2 separate regions of the Mus musculus genome follow, and region 1 is linked to region 2. A link is a loop called in an ENCODE intact Hi-C map of the cell type or tissue named here. Cell type or tissue: heart. All regions are shown on one strand. Links, peaks and the distances in the headings refer to the core of each region. The heading gives the core; the rest is flanking DNA.

Region 1 (7,991 bases), core at 1,367-6,366, 140 kb before region 2:
CTTGCTCCACCCACTGGGAGCACAGCAGAAGTGGTACAGGGTGACATCTATATTTCAGATCATAAAAAACATCCAGCCTTCCCAGGCTTTCTCTGTCTGAATGCTTTGGTACCCAGCCACCATGTTGCAAGAAGGTCCTTACCCTCCTGAAGAGGGTCTGAGGCTTTCTCCCATGGTCAAATTGCCAACCGAGCCGGCCAGCCCCAGCCCCACTCGCACCGTCAGACACTGTGGCCCTCCTTCCCTTCCTCCTGCCTCCACCTTCACGCAGGTAGGCGCGCTTCCTACCATTGAGCTACATCCCAAGCCCAGAGACATTTTAAAGTACAACCTCAAGACCCAGAGGCCACACCCAGCCACACAATAGAAATAACAAATAAAAATGATGATTGCAGTTTTCTCTCAGTGTCGGTGACACGATTTGTTATGCTGCATTAGCTACTGATACAGAGTTATTCATGAGGCTGAGACTGAGACGGCAGCAGATATGGAGCAGATAGGGACCTGCAGAAACCTATGATGTTTAGAGGTCCAGAGTGGACCCTAATGCAGTTAACGACACTGTACTATCTATTAGTTTGGTGTGTGTGTGTGTGTCCGTTCGTCCATGTGCGTTCCTGCTATGTGTACAGAATGACACATATGTAATGCAGTTTGAATATACCAGCTTCGTCAAGAGGAAGAGATATGTAGCCTTATTTCCTAACTCAAAATTAGGACAGTTTACTCATAGTCCACTGCAGCTTGGCAGTGGAACAAAGTGTTTGGAAGCAGGGCTAACCAGAATAATCTAGAAGGTATGATCTGTTCACCTTGAAATAGTTCCATGGAAGCTTTGGAGGAAGGGCTCACTGGAGCGACAGCTATCATGAGGTGGACATCATTCCTTTTAGTGTGTCCATCTTCTCTCCTGCCTAGGCTCTCCTGTCAATGCATTTCCTTCTCATCTCTCCAGAACAAGAAAGAAAGGGAGAGAAGAAAGAGAAGGGGAGTATGGTTGGAACGGATGGGGAAATGACCCGATACAGTATATAGAGAAATCAATGGGAAGGGAGATGCAGCCGGCTGGCTGCTTTAGGACTGGACTTGGGTACTGGCCCTAAGCCCTCAGCATTGCTTTGGTGCTGATGCATGGAAGGAATGGGGTGTGGTGGCTCTGAGGTTAGCTGGGCCAGCAGCAACTATGAGAAAGAAAGGCCGGCAGCCAAGGAACTGTTCGTTTGTTCCAGGACTGGAAGTCAGTTTGGTGTAACCTATGACCTGGAGAATTTGGGCTGCCCCAGGTCCAGCTGTGTCCAGATGTAGAGCCCACAGGCTCAGACATGTCAATTCCTGTTTGTTCAAGGCTCACCACCGCCTCTCCTACAGCCAGACCCAAGGGTGGCTCTGGGAAGGGAGGAACTGGGCCTTCTGTCTCCAAGTTAAGGCCGCTGAGGCTTCAAGGAGAAATGGGAGCTTACTGTGCCTGACAGGGCCTGGGTGCAGAAGTAAGGCAGGGAGGGAAAACTGTATGGAGAGAGGGGGGTGTGAACAGCTGCGTCTGCTCCCTGGAGCTTCTCAAGGGATCGTGAGTTCCAAGAATGGGGGCTGCAGGCTCCTAAGCGTGTTTGTGTTTTAGACTTAACACCTTTTCATACAAGTTGTTGTCGCTCCATGAATCATGTCAGAGGGAAGGAGGGAAGGATGGAAGAAGAGAGACAAGAGTAAGGGGGCGGGGGTTGTTGGTTCCTTAACTTCCCCTCAAAATCAATTGACTGTCTAATTAAGACATGGCAGTATTCTAACTGAAATCTAACTTCTATTAGAGGCGGGTAGGCCTAGTTCAACCCTAAGCTTCCAGACATCTGGACCTCAAGTTCCATGTCTCCACGGCTTCAGCCTCGTTACTCTTAGATGAACTGCTGGTTGAGGGTTAAGGAACCAAGTGGAATCTGATGGGCAGACCTGAGTTCAAATGCACACACCACCGCTTTGCCGTGGTGCTTAAATCAAGGTGCTTAGACTCCCTTACGTTGGCTCCGTTTGCTATTGAGCAGGACAGGGTCCCACTACAGAGATGGCTCAGTGGTTACAAACACTTGCTCTCCCAGAGGAGCTGGGTTTGGTTGGTAGCACCCACACCAGGCAGCTAACAGCCATTTGTAATTCCAGCTCCAGGGCATGCATGCCCCTTGGACATTTACACACCACACACTCACACACACACAGATACACACACACACACACACACACACACACACATACACACACAGATACACACACATACAAACAAATAATAATAAATAAATCTTAACCAAACAAAACACAGAAGGTACGGTCCCCACTGTAATAAAGGCTTAAGGAAATAAGGTGGGAAAGCCTGCACAACACCACCTCACAGCACCCCGGGAATGCTAGTACCCTCACTGTCCCAGGAGTAGACAGCTCCTCATGCTGCCATCCCTCCAACTACCCCTACTCCAGCCTCGCGTCTCTGGCCACCTGACCTTTTCCATGCCCAATTCCTGCCTCTGTGGCTGCCTATGGCCCCTGAACATCCATTTCTACCTTTGGCTCAACTCTGAGCAGGGGAGCTTGACAGTGTTCCCCAGGAGGCTTGCCTTTTAAGAAGGGAGGAGCCAGCCAAGAGCCCAGGATCAGTCACAGGGACAGGACTTTCTATGGGGTATGGGGGTGGGGGTGGGGTAGTCAGAAGCCTCACACATAGCCTGTTATTTGCTGTGAAATAAGAAAGAAAGAAAGAAAGAAAGAAAGAAAGAAAGAAAGAAAGAAAGGAAGGAAGGAAGGAAGGAAGGAAGGAAGGAAGAAAGAAAGAAAGAAAGAAAGAAAGAAAGAAAGAAAGAAAGAAAGAAAGAAAGAAAGAAAGAAAAAAGAACAGTGGGTGCTCCCAAGTTCTACAGCACCCCAGGGTCCTGCCTCCTCTAACCTTCTATCTTATCCCCATGACACAAGCTGAAAAGCTTTGCTGCCCTCATTCTGCCCTTCTTGCCTGCCCAGGGCGGTTGACAGAGTCTGGGACCTTCAGGTATGGCAGATAGCTTGGCACAGTCCCTGCCAGAGGGGAAGGATCATATACATGCCCAGACCTCATCTGATTAAAAAACAGCTGCCTCAAATGCATTGTGTCACAGTTCTTAATTTGGAGGGGAGTGACACGGAGGCTCAGGCTGGCCTGATGTGAGGTCAGCCGACACTGACAGTAAGCGTACTGTGCGGTCAGCCAAGAATCCAGGCCCGTGGCTCCAGCCACACGTCAGAGAAAGTGCTCTGGTGCGGACTTAGACTCATGCCATGGAGGGTCCGCTGATAGGCTGTGGGGACAATGGCTTCAGAATCCTCCTTTTTAATGGCTCACCAGTCCTCAGGAATCATGAGCGGGGCCGGCTTTTTGTCCACCAAGGGGCACCCGTGCACTGTGAGGAAGGTCCAACCGGCTCTGCCAGCGTGGCTCTGTCCAGGGTGAGGAGCAAAGGTTTGGGGAGGAGTCACTTTGTTTTTAAGATTCCCTGGCAAGCGCCTCTCACATTCCAGAACACAGAGGACCGAGGACCCCTGCTTGTCCAGAGGCATCCGGGGCTGGCAGCCAGCCCAGGCCTTTCCTGTCCTCTTCATTCCAAAGGTCTCTGTTCGGTTTCTGCATCCCTCCTTGGTGGAAGGCTGTGCTGGGACTGGGAAAAGCTGGGGAACTTCCTGCTTAACTCGACGCTCTTGGGAAGCCACACATATCTAGACATTCACTGAGTACTTACAAGTGCCCAGCACTGTGGCAGCCACCCAGAAAGTGACACTGAAGGAGCCCTGATGTCTGCCTATGGGGCCATGGACCCACAAGGTGCACACTTCAGAGCCTGAGCAGGTGGGTGCATCAAGGGACTCAGAAGAGATGCTACTGAGGGTCTGTGCCACTGGAGCCCATTGGCTGCAGGATTCGGGGCATCACCTGCTAAATCACATCCAGTGCCTGCTGCCTCACTGGTCCTATGATGAGGGAGAGAAGCTCAGTATTTGTTGAATGAATGAATGCTTGAGTGAATGAAATGAGGCTGTCCAAGAAGACTTCTTGGAGGAAAGGTAGAAGGCTCACACACATGCCTAGATCCTACCTGATCAAAGAACTTCTCCGCTCTTTTTTTTTTAAGATATTTTCTTTATTTACATTTCAAATGTTATCCCCTTTCCTGGTATCCCATCCCCCCTCCCCACTTCCCCTGCTCACCAACCCACCCACTCCCCCTTTCTGGCCCTGGCATTCTCCTATACTGGGGCATAGAAGCTTCACAGGACCAAGGGCATCCCGTTCCATTGATGACCGACTAGGCCATGCTCTGCTACATATACAGCTAGAGCCATGAGTCCCACCATGTGTTTTCTTTGGTTGGTGGTTTAGTCCCAGGGAGCTCTGGGGGAACTGGTTAGTTCATATTGTTGTTCCTCATATGGGGCTGCAAACTCCTTCAGCTCCGTGGCTCCTTTCTCTAGCTCCTCCATTAGGGACCCTGTGCTCAGTCCAGTGGATGGCTGCGAGCATCCACCTCTGTAGTTGCCAGACACTGGCAGAGCCTCTCAGGAGACAGCTATATCAGGCTCCTGTCAGCAAGCTCTTGTTGGCATCCACAATAATTTCTTGGTTTAGTAGTTGTATATGGGATAGATCCCCAGATGGGGCAGTTTCTGGATGGTCGTTCCTTTAGTCTCTGCTCCACACTTTGTCTCTGTAACTCCTTCCATAGGTATTTTGTTTCTCCCTACTAAGAAAGATCGAAGTATTCACACTTTGGTCTTCCTTCTTCTTGAGTTTCAGGTGTTTTGCAAATTTTATCTTGGGTATTCCCAGCTTCTGGTCTACTATACACTTATCAGTGAGTACATATCATGTGTGTTCTTTTGTGATTGGGTTATCTCACTCAGGGTGATATCCTCCAGATCCATCCACTTGCCTAAGAATTTCATAAATTCGTTGTTTTTTCCTTTTTTTTTTTCAAGACAGGGTTTCTCTGTGTAGCCCTGGCTGCCCTGGAACTCACTCTGTAGACCAGGTTAGCCTCAAACTCAGAAATCCACCTGCCTCTGCCTCCCAAGTGTTGGGATTAAAGGCGTGTGCCACCACTGCCCAGCTAAATTCATTGTTTTTAATAGCTGAGTAGTACTCCATTGTATAAATGTACCACATTTTCTGTATCCATTCCCCTGTTGAAGGACATCTGGGTTCTTTCCAGCTTCTGGCTATTATAAATAAGGCTGCTATGAACATAGTGAAGCATGTGTCCTTATTACAAGTTGGAGCATTTTCTGGCTATATGCCCAGGAGTGGAATTGCTGGATCCTCAGAAAATTGAACAGCCAAACTGATTTCCAGAGTGGTTGTACAAGCTTGCAATCCCACCAGCAATGGATGAGTGTTTCTCTTTCTCCATATTCTCGCCAGCATCTGCTGTCACCTGAGTTTTTGATCCTAGCCATTCTGACTGGTGTGAGATGGAATCTCAGGGTTGTTTTGATTTGCATTGCCCTGATGTAAGGATGTTGAACGTTTTTTAGGTGCTTCTAAGCCATTCAGTATTCCTCAATTGAGAAGTCTTTGTTTAGCTCTGTACCCCATTTTTAATAGGGTTATTTGTTTCTCTGGAGTCTAACTTCTTGAGTTCTTTGTATATATTGAATATTAGCCTTTTATCGGATTTAGGATTGGTAAAGATCTTTTCCCTATCTGTTGGTTGCCTTTTTGTTTTATTGACAATGTCCTTTGCCTTATAGAAACTTTGCAATTTTACGAGGTCCCATTTGTCAGTTCTTTTTTTTTTTTTGGCGGGGGGGGGGGGGATCTCGAGACAGGGTTTCTCTGTGTAGCCCTGGCTGTCCTGGAACTCAGTCTGTAGACCAGGCTGGTCTCGAACTCAGAAATCCGCCTGCCTCTGCCTCCCAAGTGCTGGGATTAAAGGCGTATGGCACCACGCCCGGCTGTCAATTCTTGATCTTACAGCATAAGCCATTGTTCTTAAAGTGACCACACAACAGAAATGGCTGCTTGAAACTTCAACAGAGAGAAAGCAGCAAGAATCCAAAGGGAGAAGACTCTACACAGTCCTAAACTACCTCAGTCTCCACTCACACAAATTGTTCTTCCAGCTCTCTAACTGGAAGAGGCAGGCTGAAGAGGGCTCGACTCCCAAGTGCTTCCATGCCCCAGTAGAGCTCTGATGACTTCCGGTTATATTTGGAAGCCTCCTTTGTAAGCTCCTGTGAGCTTCTTGAATGGTGGTGAAGCCTGAGTTTCTTTGTGTAACTGCATTGCCAGTTAAACACCATGCCAGGTATACGGTAAGTTTAGTAAGAAATCCTTTCTTTAGTTCATTAGTGGATTACTCACTGGTTAGACTTGGTGAAAGGCTGGTGTCAAGCAGCACTTCCAGTCTCTGGCCTCACGAGTGGGTGGGCTACAGGAGCAGATGTGTCACACCTGGAGATTACACCAGATCCAGAGCACCAAGCAGGAAGTGAGGCTACAAAGCAACCAGGAGGCAGATTCTGATTAAAAACCACGTTTACAGATGGAAGCAGTGTGAGGAACCCTGGCCCGAGCCCTCACTTAAGCTGAGAAACTAAGACCAGGAGACAAATTATTTGTTCAAAGTCACATAACATCGCCTGTCCATCCAAACCTGCTGTGCTGTCTTGGTCTTTAGGGCTCAGTGTTCCCTTACTACACCATGCTGATCTTTCTTGGACATTACTTAGCCTTTCCCTCAGGCCTTCTGAGGGGCAGCCTCAGCTCCTGCAGCAGTCTCTGCAGGGCTGGGTCTGCCTTCTGCTGGCTGTCAGACCCAGCCCTGCTAGGGGAACAAGGTGATGCAGAGGAGTTCCCATTCCCAGTCCCTCTAACACGTGCCCAGCAGACCCTCAGACCTCTCTGTGAGAGGGATGGGTGCTTCCAGCTCTGCTTGTCCAATCCCCTCCACCCCCTCCCAGAGCTGGGCTAGCGTGGACTTGAAAAATTCCAGGGCAGGCAGAGGCAGCCTGCCTGGCAGACAAACTCGGTGCGGAGCTACCACAAGAAAGGCTCAAAGATTTCATTTAATCCCCAAACTCCTGGCTTGGAGGGGATGTCATAAATCAGAAGGGGACTTTGTTGTTGTTTCCAGTGATGTGCTGGCTGGCAACCGTTCCTCCCAGACTTTTCCCTTTCTGCTTCCTGGAGGTGGGAAGGCATGAAAGGGGACTGGAGAGTCAGGAGAGGAAGGGAGGCAGGCCACAGGGAAGCATTGCTGATTTACTTTAGTCTGGACCACCTATGGCTGTGCCCACCACTTTCAGACTGACTTCATCGATGTTCTAGCCCTGACAAGCTGGGGGACAGCAAGAAGATGGATCCAGGGAGCAAGCGTTTCAACACCTTCCTACCTATGCCATCCTCCTGGACAGAGATGACACCAGAGGCAGGCCGTGGAGGCCACAGAGAGTAGCTGTGTCCATCTGTGCCCAAGCCCCTCCCAGATTGCTGGCTAACCCAACCTCTAGAGTCTATCCCTCCACTGCTGGTCCAGAGAGGATTTCTAGAAGCTTCCATATACTAGTCACATATGTACTTCAGAACGTGGACTCTAGCTTGGAGCCTGCTCCACACCTTACCAGCTCTGGGGTCTTTAGCAAGTTCCTCAGGCCATCTGGGAATCCAGCCCTCCCCCCCCCCCACCCCACTCTATGTAGAAGAACACAGTGCCTGTCCCATTGAGCCACGGTGGTGACCTGCTGATTAATATGTAGCCAGTGTTCAGAACAGGCCAGTGTTTACTTAATCAGTTGGTCCCAGGGCTGAAGTAGAGGAAGACACAGCTGACAGCCCATCCTTCAGCATGCATCAAAGGGCTGCTCTCCATGCTGCCTCTTCCCCAAGCCCTTCATGTCCCCAGCAAACATTTATGAGAGACATACCATGAACCTCTGTGCTTGATCTGGGGTTTGCTATATGATCAAAGCTAAATGGTCCCTACACT
Region 2 (7,991 bases), core at 1,335-6,334:
AGACAGTGACTTGAGTTGGGCTGTTGTTGAACAGGAATCAGGAGCCCACTGCTATTTTGAAAGGGAACCCCACAGGATAGTGTGTGTCCATGAGACCCATGGCATGCAGTCTCTTAATCATGTAAGGGTCACTTTGATGTCCCACTTTGCACATTGGAAAACTCACATTTTGGAGAGCTTGAGAAAAATCACTTAGCTAGCAAATTCCATAACTAGGCCTGGCTTAAGCCAAATCTTCTGCTGAGAACAGCCTGGAGTACCCCCCCCCCAACACACACACACACACACACACACACACACACACACACCTGCTCCTGTGCACAACAGCTCTGTGTCACTGGGCTGTACATAGGTAGGAGCACAAGACGAGTAAGGTCCAGTTTTTGACCCTGAAAAGCATGGTTTGGAGAAGGAGATCCAGGTAATGAAAAATAATATTAGGTAAACAGATGGGGCCTTAGAGATGATGAAGAGACAGGCCACATGCCCACGGTGGGGAGGAGAGAGAAGACATTTGGAAGGATGTACCAAGTGGAGATGGAGTAGGCTTTGCACAAGATAAGATTTGGGCAAACATCCCTGGATGGCCCAGCCACTCAGAGGGGTGAACCCAGCATTTGGGTTGGAAAGAACATGGGCAGGCCTGGAGCCAGCAGTCAGAGGCCAGGGAGCCACTACAGGTTCTGAAGGTACAATGGGGTGGGGATGGGAGAGTGTGAGGTGTCAGGCCTGAGTTTCCCAAAGAACTCTCCTTCCGTGGAGGGCAGACACGAGGGCAGAGAGGCCCCTTTCCCTGTAGACAATGCCCTTCCCAGAAGATCTTCTATAACAGAGAGAGTGAGCGCATGCTTCCAGGAAATACACAGTGCTCTCCCCCAGCTTGTGTGCATGTGTGTGATGGTCTATAAATACATTCAGACAGGCTTTGGCTGGAGTCTCTGCACCCTGAGGGCATTGACTCTGGCTCTGGCTCTGGCTCTGGCTCTGCCTCTGCCTCTGCCTCTGCCTCTTGGCTCCTGAGCTGCCTTTGTCGCAGCAGCAATAGCATTACCCAGAAGGCTATGGGGGAGGCGGGCAGGAATGTAATTGTCATATCCTGGGCCCACTTAGGACATCCAAGCAAACATTTCACTTTAAGAGCCTGTTAAGGATAAGCTGACTCCACAGTGGGTTGGGAGGGGAACCCTAGCCAGTGGTCCCAGGTCCATTCTGGGTAGAGATAGAGAAGGAGGGCAGGGTGACTTTACCATGTCTGATTCCATGAACCTTTATCCTTTGAATCCTAGTAGTGGAAGGAAAGAGACAGACAGACACAAAGACATTGAATTTTTCTTTTTACACTGAGGAGTGGTGGTGACTGGTGAAATGGTTCAGCAGGTCAAGTTGTGTATTGCAAGCCTCATGGCTTGCATTCAATCCCAGCTGATTTCTATAGGTTGTTCTCTGACCTCCATAAACTCAGTTTGACACTGGAAGACCTGCATGCACACACACACACACACACACACACACACACACACACACACCATCATAATCACCATTTAATTACAAATATGTGTCTGTGTACATGTGCATACATGCTGCCTCCCAGGCACAGGCATGCCTCATGCTTGCGCTGTAATCCTCTCTTGCTATGGCTATGGCATGCCCAGCTACTTGTCAGGCTAAGGTAAGAGAATGGCTTAAGCCCTGGGGTTGGAGGCTAGCCTGAGCAACATGGTGAGGCTTGCCATTTCTCCCGCAATTGTCTCTGCAACTGCATGGCTAGAGAGCTGCAGCCAACAGATTTGGAACTCAGAACTCACAGTCCTAGAGTGCACCAAGGTCACACACAGTAGGGTGCTGTCGCAGGCACTGGCTTTGGAAGCCTATCTTCTTGGATGACAGCACATCAGGAAAGGTGTGTGGTGAAGGCTGAGAGGCATCTTCAGATCTTCTCCACGCCTTTGACATCCTCTGAGGACACTGTGCCCAGTGGGCGCTTCATCGTGGGGAGAGGAGAGGAGAGGAGAGGAGAGGAGAGGAGAGGAGAGGAGAGGAGAGGAGAGGAGAGGAGAGGAGAGGAGAGGAGCACTCAGGAAAGCAGAAGTGGTCTGCGGCAGGGACTAGCATTGACCAGGATCTGCTTGGAGACAGTGACTGTAAACCTGCCATCTGGGGACATGGAAACCACCTAGTACCTGCCAACGATGAGAGCCACGATGATTTGGACACTGTGCTCTCAGGGCTGTTCAACGCATATCCTCTCTTTTGTTCTGTCAAGGTGTCTGAAGTGTTTAGTGACTGATGTCTCCATCAATCAGGGAAAGAAGGTGGGGGCTTGAGCAGCTGCTGTGTGCGCAGTGCTGAGGACTTAGATGCGGCAGAGTTAAGGCACCTTTCCCCGATCTCCCACACACATCACACACCTCTCATGTGTGAAGTGACCCTCCTGGAAGCCCTTCCCTCTGCCTTGCTGGGCCTCCCTGGGAAGAATGGATGCCCTAAGCTGACAAATGCCCAGCACCCCAGGCTATGATGTAGGACAGGGTGTAGTCTCAGGGTTTCATCCCCAGCACCCAGCCTGTGTGCACACACTTATACACTCTCCCTACACCAGCCTTTTAGACATATTTGCACACTCACCACACGGGATTACAGTAGCAGTCTGTTGTACACCTGTCTCCTGCATATGTGGTTGCCTGAGAGCCAAGCCTGTAGATGTTAGCCAGGTAGTGTAATCTGAAGGTGGAAACAAAACAAGCTACAGAGTTATTAAGCCAAGACCCGACCTGCTGTTCCTCAGGAAGTTGGGACAGCAGAGGGAGGGGCAGAGGCCACTTAAGGAACTAGTTTAGGCTCGACCTGAGAATTTAAATCTACAGGTGTGGGCAGTGCACTGGTTGTTTACACAAGTTTCTCTGAGCTCACCTTTCTGCTCTTCCTTGCAAAATCAGTTTATGTTCAAAATTATGGCAAACTGTAAAGCCCTGAATTATCAGGCCTACCATGTGAGCCACCAGACCCTGAAGGACAGGAGTAATAGTGTAGCCATCTCCTGTCACCTGCTTGGACACAGGGTAAAGGGTGAAGGTCTGGGTTACATCACCTCCTCTGGAGGCCACTGGACTGATCCTCTCCAACACCTGACCCTGGTCAGGACTTCCTCCAGGGCTTTTCTTCCACAGGGTTATGGTTCAATGACCTCTTGTTCTATAGGTTCCTGCCCATGCCCCATTTTGAAGAGGAATTCAAGATGACCCTTCCGTCAGTGTCCAGGGAGAGGGGATGGGTTCAGGAGGGGCAAAAAAGCAGTGGAGAGGGGCCTGGTCAACCTTTCTTGCCTGCCTCTCAGATTATGCCCATCCTAGATGAATGTCCCTCATGGGAATCATTCATAGATCCCTCTCCTGCAGAAGGTATCTGCGCACATGTTCTCTGTCTCTGCAGAAGGGGACCTGGCCCTGACTCCACAGTTCCCTTCTCCAAGATTTGGGATCATCCTGGTGGTCACAGCCAGAGTCCAGGATTTAGGCTGACTCCCCTGCACACAGACAGGGTTATACATGCACACACACACACACACACACACACACACACACACACACACAGAGAGAGAGAGAGAGAGAGAGAGAGAGAGAGAGAGACTCCCAATCACAAACACTCTCAGAGGAAGTCAGAGTGGGAAATAGTGATTGTCTTTATAAATAAACATCCAGGCTCAGTTCAGACTTCTTGGAACGACAGGTTCCTTTTCTGGGCTGAGTCACACCTGGCCTGGAGCGTACCTATTCAGACAGGTCCCTCCCCATCAAGTGCCGCTTGGGACCAAAATGGAGGTCTTCCTCCCCCTGCTGGTCACTTTGAGAACATACCCCAAGATGGGCCCATTAAAAGCTGGGAAAAGTCTCACTCTATGGAGAAGATGAAGGATGTAGGCGCCCAGTGATCTCTTTCTTTTTATTTTAGGAGGCAACAGTGAGTTCTGCCCATCCTTCCAAAGTTAGGCGTCCTCTCTCTGCTGTATGAAAGAGATGCTGGTGTTCAAAGTGCTCACAGAGAGTTACAGGCAGCTCATGTGTCAGCCTCCTTCCAGATCTTGCCCTATCAGCCAACACTCCTCTTTTCATTTAAAAGTTATCATCATCACCATCACCATCACCATCATCATCACCTCCACCACTACCACCACCAACACCACTATTATTTATTTGTTTGCACATATCTGTGAGGACCAGAAGACAACACTTGGAGCCAATTCTCTCTTCTCACCATGGACCCTGGGAATTCATCTCAAGTTTTCAGGCTTGGTAAGCAAATGCCTTCAAGTTCAGGTTACTCACCGAACCATAGCCCTACTCCCCGGCACTTTTCATTTTAGTTTATTTACAGTGTACGTGTTTGTATGTGTGCGCTCACATAAACATAACACAGTGGAAGGGCGAGGGGTCAGAGAAAACTTTGGTTCTCTACTTCCGTCGTGCGGGTCCCAAAGTCCTTTCTGCCATGTGGGCCCCAAGTATCAAACTCGTCATCAGGTTACCTTAGGCATCTTTATCTACTAAACCATCTCACTTGCACCAACTCCCTTCTTAATTCCACCCCATCCCGGCCAGCTCTGAACCATTTCCCTATTCCAATCCCATTCTGCCAGGAACAGCTGAGGTGAGCAGACATCGATCATTGCTGACTGACTACTCATGAGGTGGGTGGAGACAGGAATCCACAGAAAAAGCCCCTAACAGACCAAGGGCCTGTAGGGGGTACTTAAGTCTGGGACAAGAGGTTGTGACATCTCTCCCATGAAGAAGCTTCCATCCAAGGGCAGTGGGGTTGGGGGGCACCCCAGATGACCAGGGAGCACTGAAGTGCATATCACATACCCAGGGCATGGCTGGAGGTCACGTAGAATCTCCTCAGAGAGCGTGGGCCAGGCCTGTCTTTACCAGGGGACTCCTGGGCACCTTCCCTCTGTGCTCAGCATGCCCAGGGCCATGAGGCCGCTCGTGTCTCACACAGTCGGGACAGAGCACACGTGCTGCTTTTCATGGGACTGGCTGTTTGGTCTCTGCTCGCTGGACCTTCATCATCAGTAAGTGCTTTGACTGAGTTAGGGGCTGGCTCTCCCCACTCCTATCTAGTCCTGGCTACCTGCAGCATGGGCTCCAAGTTGGGACGTCATATTACCTCTCCAGGGACCTTTGTAGGCTGTGTGTCTGCTGGAGTGAGTGACACGCAATCCTCAAGGCTCCTGTTGTCACCTAGGAGAGGGTTTCTTTTGGTCACCTTTCCTCCTTGGTTCTCTCGTATAGTCAAGAGCCACCCTAGAATAGATCAACCTGACACCCAGGGAACCCGGGGAAGATGCAGCCCAGTGATTACAGGACAAGGATCTGAAGCCATTGCCTGGGACCCGGGTCCCACTTCAGCAGATCAGTGTTATTTTGGGCAGCCAGAGCTCCATCTCTGAACCTCTGTTTCCCGACATATTGTCAGTCAGGAAAATAGTCCTTACGGCCTAGCGTTGTATAGAAACCGAATGCATCAGCACAGTGACATGGAGGAATGTGAGTACTATGTCAAAAACCAGGGTCCATAAAGGATAAACAGGATATTTTGCCAGAGTCTTAATTTTATCAGAGAGGGGGAGGGGCTCCCTTTGGAAGTAAACCAGAAAAATGTACAACTTCAAATAAATGTTGAAGAAGATATGACCTAAGAAAGATTTCTGGGCTCTACTCTAAACTTGTGAACAAGGATTGTCTGGCCAAAGGTTGATGTCTGCCTCTGGAAATCTTTAATAGACGCATGTGAGACTCTGATGCCCACCAAGAGCCGGCTCTGAGCCGAGAGTGCACAATATACTCCACTCTCGGCTTCTGCCCCTGGCTGGCTTTCAGATGCCTGAGACCCTTCTGAGAGCATCTCAGCACAGTGGATTCACCAGGGTAGCCTGCCTCAGGATCTGTTAAGTAGACTTAGTTACAGGTCCTTATAAGGGGTGGAGGGTATCTGTTCTCTAGATTCCCAATCAGCCCTCATAAGAAGTTTCTAGAGCCGGGCGTGGTGGCACACACCTTTAATCCCAGCACTTGGGAGGCAGAGGCAGGCAGATTTCTGAGTTGGAGGCCAGCCTGGTCTACAATGTGAGTTCCAGGACAGCCAGGGCTACACAGAGAAACCCTGTCTAGAAAAAAACAAACAAACAAACAAAAACAAAAAACAAAAAAGCTTTCTCTTAGGCCCGTGGCGCCCGCAAGATGGGCAAGTGTCGTGGTCTCCGAACTGCCCGGAAGCTCCGCAGTCACCGACAGGACCAGAAGTGGCATGATAGACAGTACAAGAAAGCCCACTTGGGCACAGCCCTGAAGGCCAATCCGTTTGGGGGCGCCTCTCATGCAAAGGGAATTGTGCTGGAAAAAGTAGGGGTTGAGGTCAAACAGCCAAATTCTGCCATCAGGAAGCGCGTCAGGGTGCAGCTCATTAAAAACGGCAAGAAGATCACAGCGTTCGTGCCCAATGATGGCTGCCTGAACTTCATTGAGGAAAATGATGAAGTTCCGGTTGCTGGATTTGGTCGAAAAGGTCATGCTGTAGGTGATGTTCCTGGAGTCCGCTTTAAGGTGGTTAAAGTAGCCAATGTTTCTCTGTTGGCTCTATACAAAGGCAAGAAAGAACGGCCAAGATCATAAAATTTGACAATGGAAACATAGGAATAAATTTTCATATTCTGAAAAAAAAAAGTTTCTAGCTGATTCTGGGAGTCTGGTGGGGTTAAAAGTAAGAGTATGACGATGGGAATGGTCATGGTGGCTCAAGAGAAGTCATCGCACATCCCAGACTATCTGGGTTTGGAAGAAGAGGGGCTGGGGGTGAGTGAGGGTGGGTGGGTGGGTGGAGGTGGGTGTTGTGTATGTATGTTCCAGACTCCACTACGTACTGTACGTACTGTGCTTCTGAGGCTCCAGTTAACAGTCTTCTCATGGTAAGATACATACATCTTCCAGTATTCCCCACCACACACACACACACACACACACACACACACACACACACACACAAAACCCTGGAGGACTACATTTCCCAGACTTCCATCCACTTAGGTATGGTCATGTGACTGGGTTTGTCCAATTAGCAGCAAATGAATGTATCAGGGCAGTTTCTTCTTTTTAGTTTGTTTCTTTGAGATTCACCACCCCCCACACACACGGTTGGCCATATGACTATGAAGTCAAGGACAAGTCTAAAACTACCTAGCTGCTCTGTGTGTGTGTGTGTGTGTGTGTGTGTGTGTGTGTGTGTGTGTGTGTGTTGGGGATTTGAGTCTGAGGGTTCTTATGCCCACACTCCCCTACCATAGTATGTGGGTTTGAGTCCCTCTGTGTTCCTCTGTACCTTCATCAGCTATTGCATGAGAAACATTACAGCCATCTCTGCTTAAGGATGGAAATCATTGTGCCATTGGGTGCTTCTCCTATTGAGCAAACAATAGTGTGTGCCTACTCACGCCTAGATGATGTCAGTCAGCTGCCCTGCCTGTCAGCTACCCTGCCTGGCCTCTTGCTGTAGTCAAGAGATATGGTAACCGTGAGCTGGATGGGGTGGCATACTCAGGACGTAGCAACATATGGCTTGTAGCAAGCTTTAAAAAAAAAATAGCAGCAGTTAGGGGCTGGAGAGTTAGCTCAGTGGTTACGGGCAATGTTTGTTCTTCCAGAGGATCTGGGTTCAATTCCCAGCGCCCACATGTCAGCTCACAATTGTCTGTAACTCCAGTTCCAGAGGATCTGACATCTTCAGACAGGCAGGCAGACCAAAAAACCAATGCTCACAAAATAAAAATAAATAAATTGGAAAAAAAAAAAAAGCTGGGTGGTGGTGGTGACACAGGCTTTTCTTTAATCCCAGCACTCAGGAAGCAGAGGTAGGCAGATCTCTGTGAGTTCAGGTCTTCAGCTAGAGTTTGAGAATAACCAAGGTTACACAGAGAACCCTTGTCTCATAAAAACAAA

What was found. Hi-C counts contacts between places; a loop is a spot of excess contacts. Peaks named below come from ENCODE experiments on the same cell type or tissue, not always from the same donor. Only the 100,000 strongest peaks of a DNase experiment are listed, where the experiment ranks them.
Region 1: it touches region 2 in a loop (6-fold over the local background); 8 of 42 quality-filtered maps call a loop at or near these places.

Annotation. Positions count from the first base shown.
Region 1 is chr1:133,958,461-133,966,451 of GRCm38, forward strand. No RefSeq gene overlaps it. Among named protein-coding and RNA genes, the nearest start is that of Bmncr, 15 kb to the right of the region's middle. In heart, for the core only: a CTCF peak has its summit at 3,394 (motif pointing right); a DNase peak (open chromatin) is centred at 3,491; H3K4me3 peaks cover 656 bases; H3K27ac peaks cover 1,119 bases.
Region 2 is chr1:134,103,129-134,111,119 of GRCm38, forward strand. It overlaps the pseudogene Gm8618. Among named protein-coding and RNA genes, the nearest start is that of Chit1, 4.1 kb to the right of the region's middle. In heart, for the core only: a CTCF peak has its summit at 3,839 (motif pointing left); DNase peaks (open chromatin) are centred at 2,443, 3,743 and 4,933; H3K27ac peaks cover 566 bases; H3K27me3 peaks cover 421 bases.